Linked DNA regions of Homo sapiens: region 2 is linked to region 1. The links are chromatin contacts, found by Hi-C or POLR2A ChIA-PET in ENCODE. All regions are on one chromosome and are shown on one strand. The core of a region is the stretch at or near the end of the contact, and the rest is flanking DNA. Distances in the headings are between cores, read along the strand shown. Region 1 holds the start of TH2LCRR (T helper type 2 locus control region associated RNA). Region 2 has its middle 15 kb from the start of IRF1.

Region 1 (2,914 bases), core at 7-2,506:
GAGTGGCTGGAAGTAGTGTGCACGTGTCTGGCCCCTTTAATTTAAAGTGTATGGGCCATCCTTCTGGGAAACTCTTAACTGGGCCAGGCTGGCAGCCTTAGTCCAGGTCAGAGATTGTAAGTGTTCCTAGTGCCACTGGGGCTTGGGGTGATCCCCTTTGCTCACCAGTCTCTGCAGGATCAACCCCTGCCGTCTGGGGGCCTCAAATTTCCCTTCTGCAGAATGAGTGCTGTGGAGGGCGGCTCCTGGGCTTGGCCCCTGCAGCCATGTCGCCTTTTCCTGCTCTTCCCTCGTTTTCCTAGAAGTCCTCCAGAAACCCCCACAGCAGAGGCCACGGCATTTGCCTGTTGGGTGTTGATGTCAAGATTTCTCCCCTACCCACTTCCTCCCCGAACCAGCGCCTCCCCAGGCCCCCTCTCTGCCTGCTCAGGCTCCCTCCGTCCTGTCCTCGATGGGGCTCAACCTCCTCACAAGGGTGTGCTTGTGACCCTCCTCACAAGGCATGCTGGATTCCCGCTCAGAGGCATCCCAGGCTTGCCCACCCTCTCTTCCCACAGGGAACGTCATTCCCACCCTCTCTGTCCACACTCGAAGCTTCCCAGCCCAGCTGCTGGCTCTGACTCCCAGAAGTCTGCCCCTTCCCCTCGAGGGCCCCCAGTGCCTGGAGTGCCGCTACTTGGCCGTGTGACCCCTCTACGGGCCTGTTTCCTAATCTGTAGTAGAGGGCCCACGGCATCTCCCACAGGGTCTCCGTGATGGGGGAAGGAGCGGGGAACTACCTTGGTCTGTGCAACTCCCGGAGCCCCGCCCGGGTGAGTCAACGCCCCTTATCCCCCATGGCCACCAAAAGCCCTGCCGGGAGCGGTGGGCAGGGGCGCCCCCGCGCGTGGGAGAAGGCGCTGGCGCGGCGGTTGCGGCGGCGATGGCCCGCGGAGATAGGGGGGTGGCCTTATGTAACGGGAGATGGGCCCGATAAGCGGGATCTGCGCGGCCGGGCCCTCCTCCGCGGCCTCCGGCGGTGGCCGGTCCGGGAGGCAGGGGTGGGCGCGCAGACCGGCCAGTCTGGAAGCTGCGGAGGCTGGCGAGGGGGCGGCAAAGGTGGCGGTCCGAGCGCCAGGCAGGGCAAGGGCCGGCTGGACACCCGGGCCAGCGGCTCCCCGAGCGCCGGTGCGCACCGGCGAGGGGCGGGAGCGGCCGAGGGGCCGAGGCGCGCACGTGCCGCTCCAGCACCGGCCATGTCAGGCCGAGGGACCCCGCGGGCCCGGCCGAGCGGCAGCCCCTGCCCTGGAGGGTGGTCTCCAGGGACCAAGGCGTGGCGGGCGGTGCGGAGAGGCGCGGCACAGATGGCTACATCAGAGGGTCTGTTGCTTGTTTCTAGATTGTCAGCGGGGATCCACTCCCGTGCGGGTAATTTTAATTAACACTAACTACCAAAGGGCCGCTCCGGGCACTTGGCGCATGTGGCTCGCACCTGCCTGCAATGCGCTGCGTGGGCCGCCCGCTTATGGCCATGGGGAGCCTCTTCGCTTTGCTCTGGCCCCGAAGCGCTGGGATTGGGACCTCCCTTCCTCCCGACCAGCTCATCCTGGGAAAGCTGGGGTTGCTTTTTCGGGTTTCTCTGGACTCTGGGTCTCCGTTGGCAAAGACATGATGCCCAGTCAGGAGGAGTAAGGCCTGAGAGAGTTGTTTTTGTAAGTGAAAGGATTTAATTTTTTAGATTTTTATTTTTAGGAAAGTTACGAATGCAGATAATTTTAAAAATCAAGAAGGCTGATTATGTAAAACGGCAGCGCTGGGAATCCGTGCTCTATGGGCCTCTGGCATTGCTGCTCCTCTTGTGAGTGAGGCACTTACTGCCCTGCTGTGTCCCTTACTGTCTTTTAAAGGTTGTTTATAGGCCGGGCGCGGTGGCTCACGCCTGTAATCCCAGCACTTTGGGAGGCCGAGATGGGCGGATCACGAGGTCAGGAGATTGAGACCATCCTGGCTAACACGGTGAAACCCCGTCTCTACTAAAAATACAAAAAAATTAGCCGGGCGTGGTGGTGGGCGCCTGTAGTCCCAGCTACCCAGGAGGCTGAGGCAGGAGAATGGCGTGAACCCGGGAGGCGGAGCTTGCAGTGAGCCGAAATCGCGCCACTGCACTTAAGCCTGGGCGACAGTGTGAGACTCCGTCTTAAAAAAAAAAAAAAAAAAAAAAAAAGGTTGTTAAGAAAATCACAAGGAAGGAGGAAAAAATATATTTCCTATTCATTAAGTGGAGGTGGAACATCACAAAGGTCTTCAGCGTCACTGTCTTCACGTTGAGCAGGCCGAGGAGGAAGAAGAGGAGGGGTCGGTCTTGTCATCTCAGGGGTGGCAGAGGCAGGAGAGAATCCGTGGATAAGTGGATCTGTGCAGTTCAGAACCTGCTGTTCAAGGGTCAACTGTGTATGTAAAAAATTCAGTGGAATCTCCACCTTCCCTCACAAGTAACTATTTTTCTTAGGTGTTGTTTTTTTTTTTTTTTGGTATCCTATTAGTTTATGTAAATACAAGCAACTGTGAATATATGGTCTTATTTTCCCTTGTCCCTACATGTGAAGTGGCATCATATACACCTTTTGCACCCTGTTTTTCTCACTTACTATAAAAATAATATATTTTTGTATTCACACTTAGATTGGGACATTTTATGACTTTTCTTCTTTGTTCTCTCTTATTGGAACTGCCATTTTTTTTGACTATATACCTCTTGGACTTGTCCTTTAATTTTCTTTTTATTCTATTTTCCATTTAAAAAATTTCTCTTCTCTGGGATATTCTCATAGCTTTATCTTCCTGAGGGTATTTGATTCTTTGTGTGTGTGTGCGCATGTGCACATGCACGCTAACAGCACTATGTTCTTGTTTCATTGATATCTTCTAAGTTTCC
Region 2 (2,876 bases), core at 166-2,665, 150 kb after region 1:
CATCTGAAAACGTCTTTATTTCACTCTCACTCCTGAAGCATATTTTCATTGAGTATTCTTGAAATTGTGAAGAGAATGGTGGGTTGATGGTTCTTTTTCTTCATTTTAAAGATGTGATTCCACTTCCTACTGGTCTCTACGATGAGATTTCCTCTCTCCTCATGAGGAAGCTGAAGTCATTTGAATTGTTCTCCTATGTGTGATGTGTCATTTTTCTCTAGCAATGGTACATGTATGCTTATATGTATGTATGTGTGTATATATATATATATATATGTACATATATTCTTCAGTTTTATGTCCTTTTCCAAATTGAAGATGTTTTTAGTCAATATTTCCTCAAACATTTTTATCTTCACTGCACTCTTTCTTCTTTCCTTCTGGAACTCTAATGACATAAATATTAGACCTTTGGTATTGTCTCACTAGTCTCTGAGGTTCTATTCACTTTTTAAAAATCTTTTTCTCACTGTTTTTCTGTTTGGATAATTTCTGTTGGTCTGTCTTCCAGTTACTGGCTTCCTCTTTCCTCTCATTTATATTCTGCTCTTGAGTTACCTAGTGAGCACTGAAATTTTGGTTCTTATATTTTATTTATTTATTTATTTATTTATTTATTTATTGAGACGGGGTCTTGCTTTGTCACTCAGGCTGTAGTGCAGTGGTGTGATCACGACTCACTGCAGCCTCGAACTCCCAGGTTTGAGCTATCCTCCCATCTCAGCCTTCCAAGTAGCTAGGACCACAGGTTCATGCCAACACACCTAACTTATTATTTTTTTTAGAGACGGGGTCTCACTTTGTGGCCCAGGCTAGCTTCGAACTCTTGGGCTCAAGTTATCCTCCTGCCTTGGCCTCTCAAAGTGTTGGGATTATAGCATGAACTACTATGCCTGGCCCTTATATTTTTAAGTTCCAAAACTTTTACTTCCCTATTCTTTATATCTCCTATTTCTTTGCTGAGACTGTCCATCTTCCATTCATTCCAAGAGGGTTTACTTGGAGCATTTTCATAGTAGTACTTTAAAGTCTTTGTTACTTAATTCCAACATCTCATCATTGGTCTCTTTTGATTGTCTTTTCCCATGCAAAATGAGATTTTTCCTATCATAGGCCAGGAAGATCATACTTTGGTTTTGTATCCTGGACATTTTAAATTTTATGAGACTCTGGGTATTATTTGAACATTGTGGAGAGTGTTAATGTTTATATTTTAGCAGGCAATCAATGCAGCTGCATTTGGGCCACAAGTTCCGACCAGCCTTCTGTGGATTGTAGTTTCAATGTTTGTTCCATTTTCAAAGCCTTTATAGTGCTGTTTAGATCTGTCCTGTGTGTGCACCCTCCAGTGGTCAGCTTGAGAAAAGGGTGGTGTTTATCCTTAGGTTCAGTTCTCAAGTCTTTGGTATGCTAGATCCATGCAAGCTCAGTTTGGAGTTGAGCCCAGGAATTCATAAACAACTTTGTGGGTTCAGTTTCCAGCATTCCTCCCTTTCCATGATCTCCCTGGTACTTTCTGATTCCCTGGGTCTCCTCCTTTTGGTCCTCTGGCCAGAAATCTGGAGTTTTAGCTACCTTGCTCTGCTGTGTACTTCCTGCGACTGTGCCCTCAGCTAGGGTCAACTGGCAAAAGGAGAGAGATATTGAGAGAGAGAGAGAGAGAGAGAGAGAGAGAGAGAAGGGGGGAAGGAGGGAGACCCTCTTGGGGCTTGTCCAACAGACAGTTTTCTCTCCCTTAGAATTTTAGGTGCCTTTAGTCCTCTCATGCCATTGCAACAAGAATGCCAGAGGTCTGAGGCATGAGAGAATGGAGAAAAGAAAAAAAGGTGGCGTGGGGGTGGTTATTTTCTCACTCTTTCTGAGCATTAGGAGTTCCCTCCCCACTCCTCAAAGCAGAACTAGAGGGCTCTGGGATTCCCACTGTCTGTGCCTGCTGCTCACTTCCAGGTTTCAGGCTGTTTCGAGTCTAGCCCAGGGAGTACTAGAGGGAAAAATGGGAAACTCCTCCAATTCCGTGGTACTCCAAATTCTGATTTTTCTTTCCTAATTCATCTGCTGCTATTTACTCTTCAGAGTCCTTCATACATTCTGTACAGGTTCTATTGCTTCACTTAGTGGAAGAGACAGGGTGGAGTATGTTTACTTTATCTTACCTAAACCTGGAACCTGGTGGTAATCCACTGCGTAGATACCATAAGCTATTTATCCACTGTCTTGTGGATGGTCATTTTTGTTGTTTCCAGGTTTTGGCTATTACAAATTAAGCTGCTGTAAGCATTCATATCCAAATCTTTGTGTGAGCACACACTTTCCTTTATTGTGGATAAATACCTGGAATTGAATGGCTAGGCTGTATGATAGGCATATATTTAGCTATTTAAAAAACTGCCAAATTGCTTTCCAATGTAATCATGTATTGCTTAGTAACAAGGATACAGTCTGAGAAGTGCTTCATTAGGTAATTTTGTCCTTGTGTGAATATCATAGAGTGTACTTACACAAACCTAGATGGTATAACCTACCAAACACCTAGGCTATGTGGTATAGCCTATTGCTCCTAGGGTACAAGCCTGTACAGCAAGTAACTCTGCTGAGCACTGTAGGCGACTGCCACACAAGGGTAAATATTTGTGTATCTAAGCATATCTAAACACAGAAAAGGCACAGTAAAGATACAGTATTGTAATCTCATGAGATCATTGTCGTATATGCAGTCTGTCCTTGACCAAAAATCATTATGCAGCACGTGACTGTAGTTGTATTATTTTACCTTCCCAGCTGGGCATGGTGGCTCACGCCTGTTATCCCAGCATCTTTGGAGGCCAAAGTGGGAGGATTACTTGAGCTCAGGAGTTCAAGACCAGCCTGGGGAACAT

The links. A loop is a pair of places that touch in the nucleus more often than their neighbours do. ChIA-PET counts read pairs that join two places held with the same protein, here RNA polymerase II (POLR2A). Pooled maps may share reads with other maps.
Region 2: a pooled map shows a loop between it and region 1 (2.5-fold over the local background). The contact joins the enhancer-like site here to the promoter of TH2LCRR in region 1. A Hi-C loop is called at or near these places in 4 of 37 single-sample maps with no recorded cell type and 6 of 50 pooled maps. POLR2A ChIA-PET finds 5 or more read pairs at or near these places in 8 of 52 experiments (GM12878, IMR-90, Panc1 and 5 more).

Annotation. Positions count from the first base shown.
Region 1 is chr5:132,654,496-132,657,409 of GRCh38, reverse strand. TH2LCRR (T helper type 2 locus control region associated RNA) reads left to right here and starts at 1,256. Exons shown (of 3, transcript NR_132125.1): 1 at 1,256-1,359. It also overlaps a transcript of IL13 not described here. RefSeq lists silencers at 453-512, 593-682, 743-1,032.
Region 2 is chr5:132,504,775-132,507,650 of GRCh38, reverse strand. No RefSeq gene overlaps it. Among named protein-coding and RNA genes, the nearest start is that of IRF1, 15 kb to the right of the region's middle. Within about 2 kb of position 1,415, at least 9 of the 41 ENCODE cell types and tissues checked have a DNase peak (open chromatin) inside an H3K27ac peak, as active enhancers do; they include IMR-90, where a contact is called at or near this core.